Linked DNA regions of Mus musculus: region 1 is linked to region 2. A link is a loop called in an ENCODE intact Hi-C map of the cell type or tissue named here. Cell type or tissue: heart. All regions are shown on one strand. Each heading gives the region's core, and the rest is flanking DNA. Links, peaks and the distances in the headings are about the cores only. Region 1 holds the start of Nol12 (nucleolar protein 12). Region 2 holds the start of Gga1 (golgi associated, gamma adaptin ear containing, ARF binding protein 1).

Evidence for each region. A loop is a pair of places that touch in the nucleus more often than their neighbours do. Peaks named below come from ENCODE experiments on the same cell type or tissue, not always from the same donor. Only the 100,000 strongest peaks of a DNase experiment are listed, where the experiment ranks them.
Region 1: it touches region 2 in a loop (5-fold over the local background); 1 of 42 quality-filtered maps calls a loop at or near these places.

Annotation. Positions count from the first base shown.
Region 1 is chr15:78,931,988-78,937,356 of GRCm38, forward strand. It overlaps Nol12 (nucleolar protein 12), which reads left to right and starts at 2,946. Exons shown (of 6, transcript NM_133800.3): 1 at 2,946-3,088; 2 at 4,492-4,597; 3 at 5,147-5,195. The coding sequence starts at 3,003. In heart, for the core only: a CTCF peak has its summit at 2,929; DNase peaks (open chromatin) are centred at 2,924 and 3,234; H3K4me3 peaks cover 1,753 bases; H3K27ac peaks cover 2,642 bases.
Region 2 is chr15:78,873,817-78,879,138 of GRCm38, forward strand. Gga1 (golgi associated, gamma adaptin ear containing, ARF binding protein 1) reads left to right here and starts at 3,374. Exons shown (of 17, transcript NM_145929.2): 1 at 3,374-3,801. The coding sequence starts at 3,759. In heart, for the core only: CTCF peaks have their summits at 2,552 and 3,536 (motif pointing right); DNase peaks (open chromatin) are centred at 2,565, 3,525, 3,665, 4,535 and 2 weaker places; H3K4me3 peaks cover 2,744 bases; H3K27ac peaks cover 3,736 bases.

The DNA.
Region 1 (5,369 bases), core at 105-5,104, 58 kb after region 2:
CTCTAACTCCAGTTTCAGATGATGAAACGCTTTCTTCGGACCTGAGGCAAAACACCTATATACATAAAATGAATTACAAATAATAATAGTTAAAAAAAAAAAGCCGGGCAGTGGTGGCATGCGCCTTTAATCCCAGCACTTTGGAGGCAGAGGCAGATGGATTTCTGAGTTCGAGGGTAGCCTGGTCTACAGAGTGAGTTCCAGGACAGCCAGAGCTATACAGAGAAACCCTGTCTCGAAAACCAAAACAACAACAAAAAAACCCAAACAAACAAAAAAGAATTGTACTGGTTGCCAGCTTGATCGTGCACTGTTTTAATCCCTCACTCAGCTGGCAGGGCTCTGTGAGTTCAAGGCCAGTCTGGTCTACATAGTGAGTTCCAGGACACCCAGGGATATGTAGGGAGACTCTGTTGCAAAACAAAACAAACAAACAAAAACAAAACAAAACAAACAAACAAACAAAACCCCGGGAAACTGGAGAGATGGCTCAGCGGTTTAGAGCACTGACTGCTCTTCCAGAGGTCCTGAGTTCAATCCCCAGCAACCACATGGTGGCTCACAACCATCTGTAATGGGATCCAATGCCCTCTTCTGGTGTGTCTGAAGACAGCTACAGTGTGCTCATATACATTAAATAAATAAATAAATAAATCTTAAAAGAAAAGGAAAAGAAAAAAATGGTCCTGGGGTGGGGGTGGGAGATGCACAGGCCACAGCTTTGGCTAAGAAGGCATCCAGTGACCCACAAAGAGGAAGGAGTCTGGGAAGGGGCTGAAGACCAAAGGCGGGCTCTGACTTACTAAGTCAGACCACAGAACTTCTGTTTAGTCCACAGAGAGGAGGGGATAGCATAGCAGCGGGTGACAGCCCAGTAGCAGAAGGGAAGGCAGCTCTCAGCTCTCTAGGCTTCTTCAGGGGGCACAGTGTGGCCAGGACAGTGCCTCTACCCAGAAGGGAGATGACAAAGGATGTAGGAGGGCTTGGTTCTAGGGGAACAGAAGTGACCACTCGGAGACGCATGTGTCTAGTAACCCTTTTCTTAAGATAGGGTCTCTAGCCCAGGCTGGACTCCAATTTTCTGCGTATCAGGATGATTTCAAACTCCTGACCCTCCTGTCTCTACTTGCTAGGATAACAGGCTGTGTCACCATGCCCAGTTTGGGGACCCACACTTTTTTTTTTAATGTGTTCATTTATTATATGTGAGTACACTGTTGCTATCTTCAGACATACCAGAAAAGGGCACTAATCTCATTACAGATGGTTGTGAGCCACCATGTGGTTGCTTGGATTTGAACTCAGGATCTCCAGAAGAGTAGTCAGTGCTCTTAACCACTGAGCCATCTCTCCAGCCCCGACCCACACTTTAAAGATAACTTCTTCTCAGCATCCAGCATAGAATCTCCGAGTGGGGGACCCGTGTGGGAGGAATCAGACATTCATGGAGTGCCACACCTACGTGGAAGTGAGGCTCATTATCACAGCCTGCTTCCCACCTCTCTGAGCAGACATATTAGCTTCTGAGGGAGTGGCCAGGAAGCTGGGAAGGGAGACCAAACACCAAAGCTCAGACAATCTAGCTCACATTTGATCACTGGCACAATCCCTGCTCTCCCCCCACCCCGTTTGGCTTTGGTTTTTTGAGACAGGATTTCTCTGTGTAGCCCTGGCTGTCGTGGAACTTACTCTGTAGACCAGGCTGGCCTCGAACTCAGAGATTTCCCTCTGCACCAACTGAGTCTGGGAGAATATTGTGTTATGCACTTCTGACCCGACACACTTGTCCCACCACAGTCACGGCTCTCAGTTTGCTGCACGCAGGAGCAATATTCAGGGTCACCAGAGAATGTTCTAGAAATGGACATTCTGGGGCCCTGCCAAGTGTGTTGAACCCTGAACCCTCAATTTGGATTTCAGCAAGCCTTTAAGTGCATGCCAGAGTTCCAGGGCCACCTCTTTACAGCCTTACAAAGTCACTACAATGATCTCTATTTTATAAATAGGAAAGTGAGACACAAAGAAAAAGGCAATTTGGGGGCTGGAGAGATGACTCCAATGGTTAACAGTGCCTACTTGTCTTATAGAGGACCAAGGTTTGATTCTCAGTACCCACATGACTCACACACCATCTGTAACTCTAAGATTTATTTATTTATTATATGTAAGTCACTGTAGCTGTCTTCAGACACACCAGAAGAGGGAGTCAGATCTCATTAGGGATGGTTGTAAGCCACCATGTGGTTGCTGGGATTTGAACTCAGGACCTTCGGAAGCAGTCGGGTGCTCTTACCTGCTGAGCCATCTCACCAGCCCCCATCTGTAACTCTAGTTGCAGGGGATTTCATACCGTCTTCTGGCCTTGTAGGTCCTCATACAGTAGACCTAAACTCACTTAGGCACAGTATTTTTTTAATCTTACTTATTTATTTATAGACAGGGTCTCTTTATTGTCTAGCTCTGCTCTGGTTGTCCTGGAACTCACTGTGTAGCTTAGGCTGACTTTGATCCACCTGCCTCTGCCTCTCAGGTACTGGGATAAAGATGTATGCCACCTCCCCTAGCCCATAATTTATGATTTAATCTTTTTTTTTTAAAGGGGGGCAATTGCTTTTGAGTCACATACTTTGTAAAGGAATACCAGTGTTTGCATCTAGGCAGTTTCCCTCGCTCAAGGAAATCATGAAAGAGTTGACATCTGAATTCAATTAAGTTCAGTAATTCTTAGCGGTTTATAAATAACTCCAGATTGAGCGCTTGTTCGAGGCAGGTCAGATGATGGAATCGGGGAGCCTAGTTCTCACCGAAGCCATTCTGGGAGGATTGTTCAGAAGACCTGAACCAAAGCTGAGGCAGGACGGGAGGCTCCTTTAAAAGGTGGAGCCAAATCTGCGGAACTGTGGAACAAGGCCACGAAGAGCGCCCTACCGGAAATCTGAAACTGCTACACCCGGAAGTGTTTTAAAGTCAGAAGCGGCCACGCTGCCGGAAGCTTCACTGCAATGGGCCGCAACAAGAAGAAGAAGAAAAGAGATGGAGACGACCGGCGGCCCCGGCTCGTTCTCAACTTTGATGAAGAGAAGCGGCGGTGAGTGGCAGGGTGGAAAGAGACTCCCGTCGGGCTGCCGGGGGAAGCGCGCCAGGCACAGGGCGCGCACGCCCACGCGGAGGGTTCTTCCGGCCCCGCCCCTGGATGTAGCTGGAGCTCGCCTTCCTCTTTCCCCACCTCGGGGGATGGAGTCGCCCGCTCCTCCCTCGCTGTTTACGGCTCTCAGCGCTGCGCCTTGGACCACCGGAGTGCCGCGCCGTCTATTGTCACAGCCCATAGCTGGCTCCCAGTCGTTGTTGACGAAGGACGAGCCGATGGGATGAGAGAGGTTTAGTTCATTGATTCACGCACCAGACTGCGTGCCAGCCAAGCCTGAGACCAGAGGCTGAACTGCTTTTTAGTGTCACCGTAAATAGCACCTTGTGGTCTGATGGCTCTCAACCTGTGGGTCGCGACCCCCTTAAACCCATCGGAAAAGAGATAATATTTACATTACGATCCATAACAGTAGCAAAATACAGTTAAAACCCCTGGTGTAGTGTACCAACGGAAACCGTAATTGCAAAGCCTGGTAGTGCAGACCTATAATCCTAGCCATCCCGGATGCTGAGGCAGGAGGATTGCAAAGTAAAACCCTGTGCGGGAAAGTTCAAGAACGGTATGGGCATTTGGACAATTTGTCCCTGTCTCCAAGACAATATAAACGAATTAATTTATTAGACCATTTGCCTAGCTCGAATAAGGTACTAAGCGTAATTAACTTCCAATACAGCAAACTCAGGAACAGCAGAGATTAGACAGGAAGAAGGAAGCACGAGTCAGGAAGGTGGGGGCACTCCTAGGACCCGCCACACAGGACCCAGGTGGGTTCAGGAGTCAGGTGGCCTTGAGGACTGGTTGTTGGTTGGTTCAGTGAAAGAGTTTTGGGGTCTGGGTGAAGGCATTATTAGAAAGCCTTACTAGAAGTGACTCCTATGAAATAAAGTTTGCCAGTGTGGGAACAGTGACCACCAGCTCTGTGTATTGACCACCTGGCCTTTTGTGTACTTAGCAAGGGGCAGGAAGGCCAGGTGAGCTAGGTGACGTTTGGTTAGTGATGGAGCGCGTACTGAGACTATAGCTTCCAGCATAGGTGTGTGGTAGGTTATACCACCCAGGATTATTATGTAAGTACACTCTGATGGTCCAGCAAGGACTCACAACTCATTTCTCGAAGGTACCTTTGTCATTGAATGACTTGTGACTGCATTGTCTGTGACCTTGGATGAGTATCCTAGTCTCTTCCTCAGAGTCCCCATCTATAAATTAAGGGTTGGCTGTGAGAGGGTAAAATGGGTTGGTGGGTAGGAGAGAGTCAGGCAACTTATGGAGCTCTGTAGAGCCCTGCTTTCCTCCTGGCTCCTCCTGACTCCCCTGGCTTCTCCCCTTCTTCCTTCTTGCAGGGAGTACCTGACAGGCTTCCACAAGCGGAAGGTAGAGCGCAAGAAGGCAGCCATTGAAGAGATAAAGCAGCGGCTTAAGCAAGAGCAGAAGAAACTTCGGGAAGAGGTGTGGTTGAGGGTGGGGTAGGGTTTCACCTCCCAGGGGAGGGCCAGCCTTGGCTAGGTCTGCTAGAGGCAGCTATGGGACCGCAGTGTGAGTGTGACGGGAGCAGCGTATAGAGACGCTGGGGATCCGCGTGTGAGGGATGAGTCTCCTCTAGAATTTGCTCCGTGAACCATGCTCTCATACGATGGGAGTACACAGGGCTGTCCCATGTGTGGACCGAAAGGCCATTCTCGCTGTGTTTATTTCCGTTTTAGTGGCTTTTTCTGTGACTGTGGTAAAATACTCTTGAAAAAAAGGCAGCATAAGGGAGGAAAGGTTTACTCTGAGTTCAAGCACCCAGTTCATCCTGGCAGGAGAGTCAGGGTGGCAGGAGCTTGAAGCAGCTGGTTCTTCACTGAATGGCACCACCCATAGTGAGCAGGTCTTCCCATCTCAGTAAACAAAATCACGATAATAACGCATAGTATGCTCAGAGGCCCATCTCCCAGGCCATCTTAGATTTGGTCAGGTTAACAGTTAACACCTTCACCTCTTCCCTTTGGGCTTCAGCGCCACCAGGAGTACCTGAAGATGCTGGCAGAAAGAGAGGAAGCACTGGGTAAGTCTCTATCTAGGCTTCACGTGGTGAGCACCCAGTGAGCCTGGGCTTCTGTGTCCCCTAAGTGGGAATATGTGAGGGTGGGAGAGTGAGTTTCTTAGCTGTGGAGATTTTGGTGGTGGTGTGGGGGCAAGGGTGGTCTAAGTACAAGCGGATCAGAGAGCTGGACACCCA
Region 2 (5,322 bases), core at 323-5,322:
AGAAGAAAAGGTCCAAAGGCTTTGGATACTTAGAGGAGGCCAATGACTCTGTCACCTCTAAGACTGTACATCTGTGGCAAAGCTCCCATCCCCTCCGCTCCGGTGGCTGTGACTGTTACGGAGAGGCAAGGAGGTCCTTGGAGATTTCCCAAGTCTTTCCTGCTGTCCTTGGAATCCTTGTCCTTCGAGGTGGCAGAGAGATAAAGTGCCAGTGTGTGGCTCTGGCAAGGGAGGAAGGTGAGGACAAGTGTCGTGCAGCTACCTCTGTGCTTTGGGGAAGGGGAGAGCAAGGGCAGGTCTCACCCTACACTTGCCGCTGTTTGCCGCTTTCTTTCATTGGGATAATGAAGTGACAGACTGGGAGTGTAGCTCAGCAGAGAGAGGACTTGTCAAGCACGAACAAAGCCCGAGGTTTGATAGCCACAGCACCACATAGAGGCTGGTGGGGAGCCAGCAGGACAGCTGGGGGAGTAAAGGCAAGAACCCAAGAACTGAGTCTGAAAGCAAGGGAAGGTGGAAGGCGCCACCCCTGAAGTCGCTCTCTGCCCTCCACATGTAAATAAACATGTAATCGTTTTTTAAAGATGGTGTTTTGTTTGAGACAGGGTCTATGTAGCCTTGGTTGTCCTGGAACTTGCTGTGTAGGCTGGCCTCTAACTCAAGAGTTCTGCCTACCTCTGCCTCCCAAGTGGTTGTGAGCCACCATGTGGTTGCTGGGAATTGAACTCAGGATCTGTGGAAGAGGGGTCAGTGCTCTTAACCACTGAGCTATCTCTCCAGCCCAAGAATTCTAGTTTCTATGGCCTACCTGGAAGGGAGACGGAAGACGGAGGAGAAAGGGCGGAAGGGAAAAGGGAGAAGGTTTCCTGCAGACCCACATGTGAAGGGCTTTCTGACAAGCCCAGGCCTGGCAATCATGACAGCAGCAGGTCTTCCTTTTCCGATTCCCTCTCCTTTGCTAAACCATTCGAATACATTCCTGAGGCTGATCACCAAGGTCCAGCAATCAAAATTCAACATTTGGCTACACTAACTAACATGTCCAATTAGGATTTACCAAGTCATCCTAATTCAGGCTTCCCCCTTTGTCTCCTTACAAACAAACCACTCCCACAGAGACACCTGAGGCTCACTTTGCCTGACCCAGAGGCAGTCAGACCCCCTGCTTGTCCCCTCCTAGGTAAATAAAATCTCTTTGGGGCTGAGGATTTAGTGTCTGCTTGTGCTCTGTGCCGATTCTGAGATCCCTTCAGTGTGGGCAGGCGCCATGCTTTGAGGCACTATGCTCTGAACCCCGGCACCTTCTGGACCCCAGCACTATTTTAGGTCTCAGGACACTGTGCCCGCTAGTTCTGTGAACTTGACAGATTTCCAATCACCTGGTCGATGAGCTGCTGCTCGTGCCTCAGGAGGATTACCCTGCCTGAGTCTACTGAGCTGGGAAGACCTGCCCACTGTGGGTGGCACCATCCCCGATGGGGAACCTGTACTGTGTGAGTGGAGAAAGGGCGGGAAGCAGTGTGCATTCCACACTCTCTCTGCCCTGTTTCTCAGCTGCAGCTGTGATGGGCCCAGCTGCCACCGCCTTGATTTCTCCTCCCCTTGAATTGTGGGAAACCCTGTCTTCTTTAAGTTGCTTTTATCAGAGCAGTTTAATCACAGCAACAGGAAAAGAAACTCAGGGATTCACCAGATGCAATGCTTCAGGATGAGACTTCCCAGAGGCAGGGAGGGACACAAACCACAAGCATGCAAAGAAATACACTGTGGGGCAGCTGGAGGTTAGAGCTCAGGTGGTGATGTGTCTGCCTAACATGTTTATATGAAATGCTAGGTACCACAGAAATCGCCAGCTTGGGCTATAAGGACTCTAGATGGAGGCAGAAGTAGCTGGAGATGTCTCTCAGTTGGTAGCGTGTTGCTTAGCTTGCAAGAAGTCCTATTCTCTTGCAGGTGTGGTGATGCACGCAGAAGGTGGAGAAAGAAGGATCAGAGATCAAGTCTATAGTGCGTTCAAGGCCTGCCTAGGCTTACAGGAGACCCTGCCTCTGTCGCTCCACCAAAAGTGCCTGTGAGTAGTGATCTGACTTTAAATCAATTTGGCAAATGCAGTTTGGGTTTTTGTTTTGGGTTTTGTTCTGTGTAGCCCTGGGTCCTGGAACTCGCTCCGTAGACCAGGCTGACTTTGAACTCGGAGATTCACCTGCCTCTTCCTCTCAAGTGCTAGGTGGCGTGCGCCACCACTGCCCGGCCTGCAGTTGGGTTTTATTTCATTAACAATTTTAAAAATAAAGAAAACAAAGCAGGCGGAGCCCATCTTGTTACCCTCTCCCGTATCTTATAGGTTGCAGGAGAGAATTAAACGTCTCACTGAGAGTTGGGTTCAGAAGAAAACCCGACTGAAATGAGGTAACTGGTTCTGCAAGGTGAATACTGATCCCTCCAAGGCCACAGGCATGCGGAACTGGATTCGCCGGTTCCTTGGTCTCAGATGCTCTTTAACTCTTCCTGGCACAGGCTCGCTGGAGAGGGCACAGTAGCCAGTTCCCCCGACGGCCGCCAGAGGCTACAGAGAGCGAACTGGCATTCCTGAGAATTAGCCAAGGCGACCGCAGAGGGTGGAAAAAGCGGGTGAAAGTACCTCACATTTTGCCTCCTCCTAAACCACCTCAAAAAAAGAGCCTGACGTCGTCACCATTCCAGTTTGGGGAAAGATAACCTCTCATTTTGCCACCACCTCTCTGGCTTCCCCATCACCTTGAGAGTGTTACGTGCTTTGAGATACGATATTCCACACTGGCCTTGAACTGATAACCTCCTGCCTCTGTCTGATAAGTGCGGGCGTTATCATCACCTTGTAGGATATATATCTGGCCTTGTCTTTCTCTCCAGGGCTGGGCACCGAATAACCCAAATGCAAGGAGTTTCTAAACTGAATGCAGAATTAAGTACTCGGTGCAAGCACTGACCCCTAATGACCTCAGGCAAACTCATAACCTGGCTCCCGGGTTTGAATGTAGATTCATAGGTTAAGAAAAAAAAAAGACTTAGCCCTTTGCTGGGCGTGGTGGCACACTTCTTTAATGTCTGCACTTGGGAGGCGGAAAAAGGCGGATCTCAGGAATTCCACGCCAGCCTATTCTACAGAGCGAGCTTCAGGACTGCCAGAGCAAGACAGTGAGCCCTTGTCTCAAAGGGGAAAAAACTGCTCAGAACAATGCCTAGGGCTTTAAGAGCTAAACAAACGTTAGCTTAACCTCATCGCGTTGGCGGCGGCCACAGTGCCCAGTTGCCCTTTTAAGGGACTTTGACATCTTCCCACGTAAGCGGAAGTACCCCTGAGGGCTCCGGAAGTGACTTCAGAACCCCTTCAGAAACATGGCTCCGGAGCGTTGTCCCGGAAGCGGTCACGGGTCTCTGCGTGACGCTAACTGAGTTAGAGCGGTCCCGCGGGGTTTCTATGGTGCCGCCCGCCACCCCCAGGCTCTCCTCTTCCTCTCCCGCCCGAGCGCCCGGAGCTGCGAGGCCGCCGACCAGCCCCACCGGCGACTCCGCCAGCCGCCAGGGGGAGGGGCGCCGACGAGGCGACGCTCTAGGCGGCTCCACCCGCGTCTCGATGGTGCCCGGCGTCCCGGTGCCGCGTTCCTACTCCGCGGGGTGGACGCGGCCCCTTTAACCGGCCGAGGGCGGAGCCGAGGAGTTCCCGCGAGAGCGGCCGGGGGGCGGGGGGCGGCGCCGAGGCCGGGGGCCCGTGGCGGATGGAGCCCGCGATGGAGCCGGAGACTCTGGAGGCACGAATCAGTGAGTGTCCGGGAGGGGCGCGAGCCGGACCGGAACCGGAACCGGGGGCGCGAGGCTGGCCCCTCTCTCTCTCCCGGCGGGGCGGGGTCCGCGCGCCCCCTCCTCACGCCCCGCCCCCCGACCCGGAGGGGCGGCGCCCCAGTCTGTCGCTCCGCTCGGACCCTGGCAGCTGCGCGCAGCCTGGCCGGGAGCGGGCGCCGCCCACCCACCCCGGTGACCCGGTGGCGCAGAGTTATCCCGGACCCCCGAAGGCCCTGCCTGTTGCACCAAAGCGCAGACCCTCGAGTCTTCCCCTAGAGGGATCCCCCCACTTCCTCAGGGCCTGAGTCTTTCAAACCCTGTGCCCGCAGCTCTTCTTAGATCTGCTCGGTCCCCCAGCCCAGGAAAGGGGGGACCCCTGGCCCATCTGATCCAGCTCTGTCCGCGCCTGGAGAAACTCCCAGTGCTTGAAAGGGTCCCGTCTAAGACTCCATAAGGAAATCAAGTTCTCTGTCGTTATACCCAAGCCCAGCCTTGCTTTGCGTCCCAGATTGCTTTCCTAGCCCCTGCTGAGCCTCCTCCCCAGGCCTCTGTCCTTGTTTCCTGTCTCCTTCGAAACAGCTTCCTCCAACTCTGGCTTCCAAGCCCCATCCTCTGTTCTCCCTGTCCCACACTGCTTGTTGAAGATCCTTGGCCTTGCCAACCCCATTCCTGAACTCTGCCCCTGGGAGCTGCAGGTTGGCTCTTCTGGTCCATTTAGTGACAGGTCTGTCCCAAGGCCTTTCAGGGATGTGACCCAGAGAAGCCTTCCGGTCTATCCTCAAGCTCAACCTCCTGGTCTGAGATATAGCAAGGATCTGTGCAGGGTGGTGTGGGCCGACATGGTCAGCATCTTTGAAGCCAGCCTCGAAGGAAGTTGAACTGGAAGGTTGATTCCCAGAGCTCACCGATCTGGGGGGGGGGGGGGGGGCGGAGGAGAGTCAGCCTGGCAGTGGGGTTGATTGGTGGTTAGAAGGAGACAGTGACCATGGACTGCATGAGATACAGTACTGCACGGGTCTCAGGAGGTCAGAGGTAAAAGAGGACCATAGATATTTTCCCCATCTGTCTTAGTCAGGGTTTCTATTCCTGCACAAACATCATGACCAAGAAGCAAGTTGGGGAGGAAAGGATTTATTCAGCTTACATTTTCCACATTGCTGTTAATCACCAAAGGATGTCAGGACTGGAACTCAAGCAGGTCAGGAAGCAGGAGCTGATACAGAGGCCATGGAGGGATATTCTTTACTGGCTTGCTTTCCCTGGCTTGCTCAGCCTGCTCTCTTATAGAACCAAGACTACCAGCCCAGAGATGGTCCCACCCACAATGGGCCTTTCCCCCTTGATCACTAATTGAGAAAATGCCTTACAGCTGGATCTCATGGAGGCACTTCCCCAACTGAAGCTGCTTTCTCTGTGATAACTCCAGCTGTGTCAAGTTGACACAAAACTAGCCAGGACAGCATCTGAAGAGTCATGCCCAGTTGTGAAATACCTCTCTCC